Regions from separate parts of the Mus musculus genome. Here region 1 is linked to region 2. The links are chromatin loops, found by intact Hi-C in ENCODE. Cell type or tissue: heart. All regions are shown on one strand. Links, peaks and the distances in the headings refer to the core of each region. The heading gives the core; the rest is flanking DNA. Region 1 overlaps Uck2 (uridine-cytidine kinase 2). Region 2 holds the start of Mgst3 (microsomal glutathione S-transferase 3).

Region 1 (5,371 bases), core at 271-5,270, 130 kb after region 2:
GGGCTGCATGTGGCCTGCAGCATGTGTGGGGGCTTCACAAGCCCATTTCTGCTAGGTGTGCTGGGGGCAGCATCACACAGAAGCAGTGTGGCCGTTCTGTCTCAGGAGAGAGCCCACGACGCTTATGTGTTCCATATTTGGTTGTCTGAGGAAGTCCCATTTTGGAGACTGGTCCTGGAGCTGTGCCATAGCTCTCACGACTTATTGATCTCTGGAGGTCAAACATGGTGTTTTGATTAGCCACCGACTGCATTTCCCCTACTCTGTCGCTTCTGTGGGGAAAGCCAACATTTGAGAGCAGAACATTATGGAGCAATACGCCCTATTTGAATGAGGGAGGCATGAACACCATTCTGGAGGAAGAGCAAGCCGCAGGACCTTCCTGGTCTGCTGTCCCCAGTCCCCAGAGCACTGCAGCTGGGTTGACCCTTTGTTTCCCCAGATGGATGCACCCGCACTGAGGACACCACCAGGCCTTCCAGGGGATTGTGTTCACTGTGAGATTTGAGGTCTTCCATTGTAATCCAATGGAAGCTTTTATGGCATCGGTCACTGTGCCCAGTTAGGGTGGAGACCTCGCAGGCTTGTGGCAAAAGTGTTTTCAGGTGAGTTGGGGACAGGGAACATAGGCCTTGTACTCTGTCAGGCTCCAGTTCCTGGCCTGTCTTGGCCTGTTTTTAATCTGGTTCTTTTGACCTCATCCCTACATCTGTGAAAAGGAGATAAGGTCTGGCTTGTGAGAACACCGGCCCCAGTGTATACACAGTGGTGTCTAAACCGGGAACAATCGCCCTCCTGTTACCTGCCTTCATGTTCTACAGTGTGTGTGCTGCCAGAACAGCCTCTCTGATCAGTCTATTGTTAAACATATTCCCAGTACTTATTTGTTTTATTGGGGAATACCTCCCTCTCCACCCAGACAGGGTTCCTTTGTATAGCCCTGGCTCAATCCTCCTGCCTCTCCCTTTGGAGAGCTGGGATCAAAGGCATGTGCCACCACTGCCAGGCTTAATTGGGGGATATACTTTGGAATATATAGCAAGACCCTGATACATACAACACAAACCGTAATGACCCCCGAACCATTGACTATGTCTTACTCCTGAAGGAAGAGGGCGCTTCCATTCTCAGCCAGGCACTCCTCAGTTGGTAATGTGATGTGAAGGTTGACTGTGCGCTGGGGATCTCTGAGGTGTCAGAGAGTGCCACGTGAGTAAGCTCTGGGCAGATCAAGAGGAGCTGGAGAGAGTTTAATGGGGAAGTCTTCCTTGCGGGATTTAAGTGTAATCACCCTCCCCTGCCACCCCTCCCCCCCAGTCTCTGGATCCTGTGAAGCCATTGCTTGCCGAGCTCACCTTTCTGCATCACGTGACTGTGCTGTTTCCTCTAGGACGCGTCTACTGCAGTGGCCCATAACCTTCCCAGTGCTGCAAACTGTGGTGGTGTTGGGGTGACTCGCAACCTTAAAACTATGTTTGTTGCTACTGTTATGAGTTGTAGTGTAAATATCTGTTAAGCAGGATATCTGATAGTCAGCCCCTGTGAAATAGTCACCCTACCTCCCCCAGGGGGGTCGAGACCCACTGATCGAGAACCACCGGTCTACTGTGCACCCCCACCCCAGCCCCAACCTCCGCCCTCAGGCTGCTGCTGGCTTCCTGCCTCCCATTGTTCTCTCGGTTGCTTTGTGTATTCTTTCTTCTTGGGCTTGGGTCCCGCCTCTGAAGCTCCTTGGCTCACTGCGCGTCTCCCTTCTGGAGTCTGCTCAGTCATCACTTGTCCCGAGCCCCCTTCCCGTGTCCTCAGCTGTCACCCTGCATTTCCACTCAGTGTGTGAGACCTGGAATCCTGCCAGTCCCACCTGCAACCTTCCCTTCAGCTACTCGGGAGAGACACCTTGCTGCTGTCACCCCCACCCCCCCCCCCCGTCAGTCTGTCCATCCAGGCTGCCCATCCCCTCCGTTCCACTTGTGAATCTCTCTTGGAATCTTAGCCAGGCTTCCATCATTTCCAGACAGCATGACTCTCCAGTGGCTGGCTTCCCAGCCAGCAGCCTGGACCCCCTCCAGAACATTCTCCACATTGCTGCGGGAGTGATCTTTAAACAAATACAGCTCTGATCCTGCTCGTCACTCCCTGGGCATTCTTTGTGGCTGGGTTTCCGCTCTTGGCCTTGGCATTTCCAAGGCTGTAATGGGCTAGCTCTTAGCACGTGTCACACCTGTCCTTTCCCATCCTCATTGCTAACTGCTTCCAGGGCCCAGAGCTCGGCTCTCCTCCACCTGTGATGTCAGAGCTGCTTCTGCTCTGCATTCTGCCTCCTGCTTGCCCAGTCGGGCACTTCATCTCTTAAAGCCCTCTTAAGCTTTCCTCTTCCCTTGTGTGTGTGTCTGCCACTCCACTTAAATCTGAATTGGGATTCCCGTCCTAGGTGTTCCTTCTTCTGTACTATTTAATCTTTCCAGTTTAAGGACACTGCTCTTATGTCTGTACAGCGTAGCAGGTGCCCAGGCCCTTGAGAGAGAAGAGTGTATTCAGGTTTCTCTCAGTGTCTTACGTGGAGTCGGCCTGAACCCCGCCCCCACTCCCCCGGCCCCGCCCCGCCCCGCCCCGCCCCCCCATTCTAACTTTAGAATTTGAGATCTGAGAAGTCAGTCTTCACATGCCAGTTCTTGGAAAAGCCAGCTTTAAACGCACCCTGCTTCTGCAGCAGAGACTGTAGCTCTTCTGTTGAGCACTTGGACAGATGTTTGAGTTTCAGGAAGTTGTTGGCGCTCAGCAGTTTTGAGGTGTGACACAGCCCTTGACTTTATTAGGAGGAACAACCTTTCCCTGGCCCAATCCTGTCCGGTTTTCTTCTCTTAATCCACTTAAAACACACATGCGCACACTTGCCCTCTAGCCGGGCATTGGAGCTCATTCTCTGGATCCCAGGGCTTAGGACACACGAGGGAGGCAGATTGGTGTGAGTTCAGTGTACACAGGCAGCTCCAGGCCAGCTAAGGCCTCAGAGTAAGACCCTGTCCCAACGAACCAAGGAAATATCCCTAAACACACCAGTGAAGCCTAAACAACCTCTAATACATTTATTACACCATTCCTTTCTGTTTTCTTCTTTATAAAACAACTTCATGGCTTTTTAAAAATTATGTGCCTGTGTGTGCTTGCCCGAGCATGCCTGCTTGCACACATGCCACAGAATGAATGTTATCAGAGGGCAACTTGGAGCAGAAAGTTCTTTCCTTCTACCATATGGGTCCTGGCGATCAAACCCAAGCCAGCCTTGGCAGCAGGGGCCCTTACCCACCACACCATCTCTCCAGCTCTGACCTTGTTTCTTCCTAGGAGAAACATCTCTTAAGTCCATAACCCCTCAGCCCTCAGAGCGGTTGCTGTAATGGTTCCCCATTTTCATAGAGTTCAGTAAGCAGCCTCGAGTCCCATAGCCCAGAGAGTGGTGGTGCTGGATCTGAATGAAGCCTGTCCAGCCAACTGAGCGGGGAGGGCTAGAAAACCTGACTCTGGTCTGGGGTGCTTAGCACAAGCTTGCTAGGGGCAATGTAGTGAGTGCCCACAAGGACTGGCAACTGAGCCCCCTCATAGGTGACACTAGGTTCAGAACGAGCAACAGACCCCACAAGCGAAAAGCAGAAGTGGAAGCCTGAAACACTAAGAATGGGGGATTTAAGGAGTGTGTGTTTGCCCTATGCTCAGTTCAGAGCTCCTAAGTCTCTATCTAGTGTGTTGAAAGATCTTTGGCCACAAACAACCTCCTGTCCCCCTTCGTGCCACAGAATCCTGTGTTCGTTAGTGTCACCCTGTGACCAGGAACTTGACTGAGAAAAGCATTTACTTTGGCCACTGGAGTCTGTTACAGGGCCTGTGGCAAAGCAGGAGCATCAGCCGAGAGGAAGCTTGGTGCCGAACGAAGTGCTGCATGCTTCATGGTGACCAGGAAGTGGAGGGAATGATCGGGGTCGGGGTCAAGTTGGGTCCCTAAGGTCACTGCCCTGACCCTACTTACTCAGTACCCACTCCTTCCTGTACACCATTGCGTCTGTTTCAGGCTGGCCTTGAAAGTAAGTGTGATCCCCCCCCCCCCCCCCCCCCCCGCCATGCCCCATGCGTCAGCTCACCAGTTTATGTGGGGGGCTGGCTGGGGTGGCTTGAGATAGCCTCATGTGTCCCACAGTCTGGCCCAGGACTGAGGGAAGACCTTGATTTTCTTGTCTTGAGTGCTGAGTATGCACCCCTAGTGCTCAGCTATAGGCTCAGCCATCACGTCACAGTTCTCGGGATGCTTAAGATGGAACCAGGGCTTGGTGTATGAGAGATACTGCCCACTGATGCTTGCCCACAGTCATACCTTCTGTATTTTCTGTGGTCCCAGCACTGTATCAAATGGTGAACCCATTAAAGAATTAATGTGGGCTAGGCGTGGTGGCACAGGCCTTTAGTTGTAGCAGAGGTACGCAGATCTTTGTGAGTTCCTAGGCCAGCCAGATCTACATATTCTCAACCTTCCTAATGCTGGGACCCTTTAATGCAGTTCACGTCGTGGTGACCTTCAATGATAAAATTGTCTTCGTTGCTGTTGCTACTTCATAACCGCAATTTTGCTACTGTTATGAATTGCAGTGTAAATATCTGATATGCAGGGTATCTGTGACACCCATCCATGAGAGGGTCATTTGATGCCCAAGGGGTCAAGACTCACAAACAAGACAAAACAGAAAACGAGCTGATTCATATCTGAAGCCAAGTTCTTCATGATCTCCCCTATTTGACATCCAGGGATGGGAAAGGAGGTAGAGTTAATTATCACGACCAGTGCCATAATCAGTCATGCTCTGGAAGAAACAAAAAACCTTACAAGACAAGGCACAAGCTGGCTGCTGGAAAAATTGAACAAGTAGAGTTGCTGGAGAGGAGCGCACGCTTGTGTGCACACACACACACACACACACACACACACAGCACAGGGATGCTCCCAGCCCCTCCCACACACCACAGGGATGCTCCAAGCCCCTCCCACACACCACAGGGATGCTCCCAGCCCCCTCCCATACACCACAGGGATGCTCCCAGCCCCCTCCCACATAGCACAGGGATGCTCCAAGCCCCCTCCCATATACCACAGGGATGTTCCAAGCCCCTCCCATACACCACAGAGATGCTCCAAGCCCCCTCCTATACAACTTGTGCTCTGCTGTTGGCTGTTGTCTGGCTGTTGAAAATGGTCTGTAATGGTGAACATAGGAGAGTATCCCTCGTTTTGTGGTCCCAAGTGGGGAACAAGGAAACCCCATTTTATAGCCCTGGGTTAGAAGCACAAGCTGTACATGGGTCAGGGCTTGAGCTGAGCATCCAA
Region 2 (5,371 bases), core at 103-5,102:
TGTGTTTGTGTAGTAGAGCCAGGTATGCTGGCACTCCAACCCAACACTTGGGATGCAGAAGAAAGATCAGGAATTCAAAGTTAGCCAGAGTTACACAGCAGTTTCCAGGCCAGCCATCATCAACCAAGACTGTCTCTCAAAGATTTGGCTCAGACCAAGTTCAACGGGGCAATTCTTCAGCTGAAGTTCCCTCTTTCCAGGTGGTATCAAGCCGATAACAAAAACTAACCAGGTCACTTGATTTCCTTAAAGCTCAGAATCCTAGGAGCAAGCACCTGACTTTCAGAGCCAAACATACATGTTCACACTCCCAGGAAGCTCGGGGAGGGGAGACTGGCTTTGTCACTTCAATACTAAGTTCTACTTCCACTGAAGGAAATATGGACTTTACAACTAAAACAGTCAACGGAACAAACGAGTCATCAAGGGAGAGTCAATGAAGTGACTCGTAGGCTGGAGGAATGCAAAAAAAGGGGAGACAAAAGGGACGGGACTCTGGAGAATCTGGAACACATTTTAAGAATTAGAGAGATGAAGAGCAGACAGCAAGGACTCAGGGAAAAGCTATGCTTAAGATACTGTAGAGAGTTTACAAGGCGGGTGGTGACCTTTTAGAGCCGTCTAAAGGAAGGTTTGGAAGCAGAAGCCAAATTGTTAAGTGGAGAAGGAATGGATGGTGAGTGAAGCAGGGACACAGTAACTTCTGGGCCACATGCTGCACATCTCATTCCTGTTGTTTTACTGGGGTCTACAAATACATTCACCTGAGGAGAAGCACACAGGGTTCTTGTGTGTAGCTCCATTTGGTCTTCATGGTGCCTCAAGATAACAGTCTTACTCCAACTAAGAAATAGAGGAAAGCACACCCAATACCCAGTGCTGGAGAAATAGCTCACTGCTTTCCAGAAATGCCCACTGCTTATAGATATCAGGAGATTTGAATAAGTATGTATTCTCTGACCCAGAAATTCTCTTTAAAGAAGTTTAGTCAAATCATTGTAAGCACACATACAGATTTGCTGACAATGTTGTACCTTGTAATAGAAAAACTCAAAACAACCTATCTCCAACAAAAGATTTGTATAAAGTGGTATGCAATCATCACCAAATACTGTTGAAGAATGAACTGCAGACGATGAAGGGGAAATGGATTGCAATTTATAAAATGGACAAAAGAAAATAGTGTCCACACCACCATTCTACCGGAGTGTGCACACACACATGAGTAATTTTTGGGAGGTTCTCCTGTATTTCCCAAGGCTTCTACAAAAGACAAACATTGCTTTTGTAAAGTTTTGGTTGATTTGGTTCGTGGTTTTATTGATGTCTGGTTGGATTTTTTTGGCTTCTGATTGGTTGTTTGGCTGGGTCTGGGGGGCTTGAGGGACACCTGTTTGAGACAGTTGCTCACTAGATAGTCCTGGCTGTTCTGAACTCCCTATGCAGACCAGCCTGGCTTCAAACTCATGAAGATCCATCTGCCTCTGTCTCCCAAGAACTGGGATAAAAGGTATTCCACACTTCCTCTGGCCTTGTAAGATTTTTGAAATAAGGTCCTACATGATCAATTCTTGTTTAGGGTCAGACAGGAAGGTCTGTGAAAGCAGCCACCAGTATTATCCTGACTTTCTGATCATCTGTTCTACCACCTTGGCTGCCTTTTTTTATACAGACCAGAAGCAAGAGGGGAATGAGGCCCCTTAATAGTGTAGAAATGGTTTTTCCTATTTGCTTCCTTAATGTTCAGTCAAAGCAAGTCCTGTAAACCCAACACACCAGGAAACCTGAAGTAGAAACCTTTCTTGTACTTAAGGGTAAGCATTAGAACAACTGGAAGCTGATGAAGCAGCAAGAATAAAGATTACATGAGCCTCCGATGTACTTCCAGATGTGTAGGCAAGACAAGCCAGTAAAAAGGAAAGCCAAGCCTGGCCCCTTCCTTGATTCTAGGCTTTCCTGCTTGGGATTGTTCGACTCCCAGGCACTCTTTCTTAGAAGTGCAAATTCTCCCAAAGAAGAGATTCTCGTGAGGATGGGCTCACTAGTGCACCTCTATAATGCCAAGAGTTGGAAGGTGGAGGCAGGAGGATCAGTTCAAGACCAGTGTGAGCTACATGGCAATATGAACTTGAGGCACACCTGGGCTGTGAGGGAGAAAGACAGGTGGAAGAAAGGAAGGGTATGCAAGCTGTGCTAAAGATCCGAAAATCTTAAAAATTGTACTGATTAAAATTTTGGTGATTGTGGAGGGGTGGAAACCTTCAGCCAATCAAGCTAGCTTTAACATCCTTACTAGTCATTTATGTATTTGAACAGCTATCTCGGACCTATCACTCAAATCATTTCAGAGAGTACAAACCTGCCACTAGCCTCTACGAACTCAAGACAAAGAATGTCATCAGACAATATCTGAGATCTTATTCCAGGCTTTGCTATAATCTGCACACCTGATGCCCCCACCACCACCCGTTCCCAACGTACAAGAAAGGGAACTTGACTTAGGAATTTCTTTGGTTCTGTTACTAGAAGTTCACGAAATTACAGTTGGCCACTGCAGGCCATGGTCACTCATATTTGGCTACAGAATAAACTTATTCTCTGGTGTTTGTGAGGAAGGAGGGGAGAGACATTAAAAGGTATGCACTGTCTGACCTAGTTTCTTAGGTCGTAGCATGTTAAGTTTCTTAGGGCATTTCAGAAACGCGGGGCAAAAAAAAAAAAAAAAAAAAAAAGTAGCAGATAGCTTCGGTGCTTTCTGCGACCGGTTTAAAGCAGAACTTATAGAAATTAGCAGTCAAGGTCTGCTTCTGCTTAGTAGGTCCTATCCAAGGCTCTCCTGGAGGCCGCCGCGAGGTGGCACAAGAGGGTGCGCCTGTGCTCTTTGTTAAGTTTGTGCCGGGGTCCGGGAAGAAATACCTGGGCGAGCCAAGCCATAGGAGCCCGCCTGTGGGGCTGGGGGAGAGAGAATGGGTGCGGTGCACCGTGTAGGCAGAGCTGAGGTACGCGCCAACGGCGCAGGCTAAGGGAACTCCCACAGTTTCAAACGCCCCCTCCCCAAGAGAGTCCAAAAGTGAGACACACGCCTTCCCCACCCACCCCAAGCTCTCCATAAACTACGCTCTACTTTCTGCGCACGCGCAGCAAGCTGAGTTACAGTGCCCTGCCGGGGACAAATTACTAACGCGTTACTGTCGCTTCTGTTCCAACCAAGCAGAACAAATCTCTAGGAGCAATTTAATACTGTAGTCACGAAAAGATACTTGGAGAGTAGAGCAAATATATACACTGGGGAGCCGGAAAAGTAGATATGCGGGCTACCCGACACAGGGAAAAAATGCAGTCTAGTTTAAGAAACAGCTAGAACCGCCAAAGTCAGAGGCGGTCTCGGGGGCGGTCCCGAGGGCGTGGCCGCGCGGGGCGGGGCGGAGTGGGGCGGGTCCTGCGGGACAGCTAGAGCCGCACCTAGGCACTGCTGTGCTTCTCAGGTCTGTACCAGGCGCACGAAGGTGAGCCAGGTAAGTGCTGGCAGCTGCGAGCTGCAGGAGCTTTAGCTTCACTGGGACACCTGAATGCCTGCACATGCACAACCGGTATCTCAGTCACTTGGAACGGAATTGGGGTCTCCAACCTCCCTTCTTTATCGGTCGATTTGAGCTCTGCATTTCTACCCACTCTGCCCTCCGCCCTCCCTGCATGCTCCCCCCGATGGTGTAGCTTAGGAGCTTCTCGGGGAGGCCCCTACCTCGCTATCTCTAACTCAGGGAGGTTCTCAAGGTCAGCTCATCCTCAATTCCTTATTTTCCTCCCCCTCCTTAATTCCAATTGTGTAAAGACCTGGGGCTCCCTCTTTCGGCCTTCAAGAGACCACCTGACCTTACTCACTGCAGCTGTTAATACAGAGAAAGGAGCCCGGAACTCTGCAGTGGGAACTGGCCATTCGTACCTGATCTAGCACAGGTTTCATAAGTGGCGTGCAAGCGCCGCGCCTGCTATGGATGTCTTGTTGCTAGGATCCTTCGAGAGGGTCTCAGAGGGAATTGCATTTGTTTTCCTCTCGCCTCGTAGAAATATTTGCATTGATACCTGAATATGGGTCATTTTCTTACTTCTGTCCTCATAGCAAGAGACTTCTTGGGAAGAGTGAGTGGGATATTAATTCATCCCATACTCACATGTCCGCAAGTGTCCCTTTACTTATCTTGTGTCGCTACAGGGAGACCCAGAACCACAGGGTGGGGCACCTGCAGGGTGGTGGAAGGGAGTAAGAGACACTGAGTCACTCCCGAGGTTGTGGTTTCTGTTAATTCTTTGCTTGGGAGGCACCAGTCTGCAAGTAGCCTAGGGTACAAGTCAGTGCGGAAAAGGAAGTAGAGGAAAAGCAGAGACAGATGGTCGGATGGGTAGGAAAGCAACGCTGCGCTGCGGGTTGGGACTTGAATCCCTTAACTAGGGAAAGGAGGTGCCCCAGAGAGCAACCAGCTCTCTGCTCTGTTGCCTGTACTGGTGGCTTAGGTGTGGCCTTGCAGGGTCTGCTGCAGATTTTAAGGTAGTAGCAGAAACCAGGGCTTCCCTGCGGGAATCTGTAGGGCACCTGCAGACTGCAGTTTCCCGGAAGCAGCCAAGGTTATTAGTCAGGGTTACCCGGTGTGTTTTCTTTCAGTGTGTCCATAATGAGAGTATACTGTCTTGAGTCAGGGGATCCAGAATTGTTTATTCTCACAGGAGCTAAATTTATCTAAGGAGTTAAATAAAACTAACATCTGAAATCCAAACATGTGCTTTCACCCTGGGAAGTACATTCTGCTCAGCTTCTTCCTGACACAATGTTACAGAAATAGAAAACTCTGTCAAGTGATTCTTTTTTTTTTTTTCCTTTAACCAGTGTTACTATATATAAAATGACAGGGATAGTGTGGCCAGCCATAGAAACTGAACTACTGGGGCTTCCTTAGACTAAGGAACAAAATCTTGCTGGATGCAGAGGCCTGCAACTGGAATCCTAGCACCAGAGAGCCTGGGGCAGGAGAATGGTAATTCAAGGCCAGCCTGGGCCATTTATTGAGTCCTTGTTTAAAGGACAAGGGCAGAGTTTCCCTCACTTAGATTCCCTCCTGCTTGTGTAGAGTTCCGGAGGAAACAATCTGAAAAGGAACTCCTTTATAAGTAGACAGCACAGAGAACACACACACACACACACACACACACTCACACACTCACACACACACTTACAAAAGGTGTGTTTATCCAAAGAGATGCTGAAAAGCCCCTGGACCAGTCAAGAATGAGTGGGTGTCAAATGAACCTGTCAAAAGTAATCTAACACTGACTGAACACTTAGCTCATTTTAAACCTATGATTTAAATTCGAATTT

The links. Peaks named below come from ENCODE experiments on the same cell type or tissue, not always from the same donor. Only the 100,000 strongest peaks of a DNase experiment are listed, where the experiment ranks them.
Region 1: a loop joins it to region 2, with 2.1 times the contacts of the local background. A loop is called at or near these places in 1 of 42 quality-filtered maps.

The regions. Positions count from the first base shown.
Region 1 is chr1:167,266,896-167,272,266 of GRCm38, reverse strand. All of the region lies in intron 1 of Uck2 (uridine-cytidine kinase 2), which reads left to right. It overlaps Gm46170 (a long non-coding RNA gene), which reads right to left. Exons shown (of 2, transcript XR_001779530.1): 1 at 5,165-5,371; 2 at 4,733-4,850. Among named protein-coding and RNA genes, the nearest start is that of Gm46170, 2.7 kb to the right of the region's middle. In heart, for the core only: a CTCF peak has its summit at 2,338; a DNase peak (open chromatin) is centred at 2,076; H3K4me3 peaks cover 1,945 bases; H3K27ac peaks cover 3,727 bases.
Region 2 is chr1:167,391,895-167,397,265 of GRCm38, reverse strand. It overlaps Mgst3 (microsomal glutathione S-transferase 3), which reads left to right and starts at 3,425. Exons shown (of 6, transcript NM_025569.2): 1 at 3,425-3,515. In heart, for the core only: a CTCF peak has its summit at 2,850 (motif pointing right); DNase peaks (open chromatin) are centred at 3,125, 3,415 and 4,455; H3K4me3 peaks cover 2,651 bases; H3K27ac peaks cover 2,364 bases; H3K27me3 peaks cover 1,241 bases.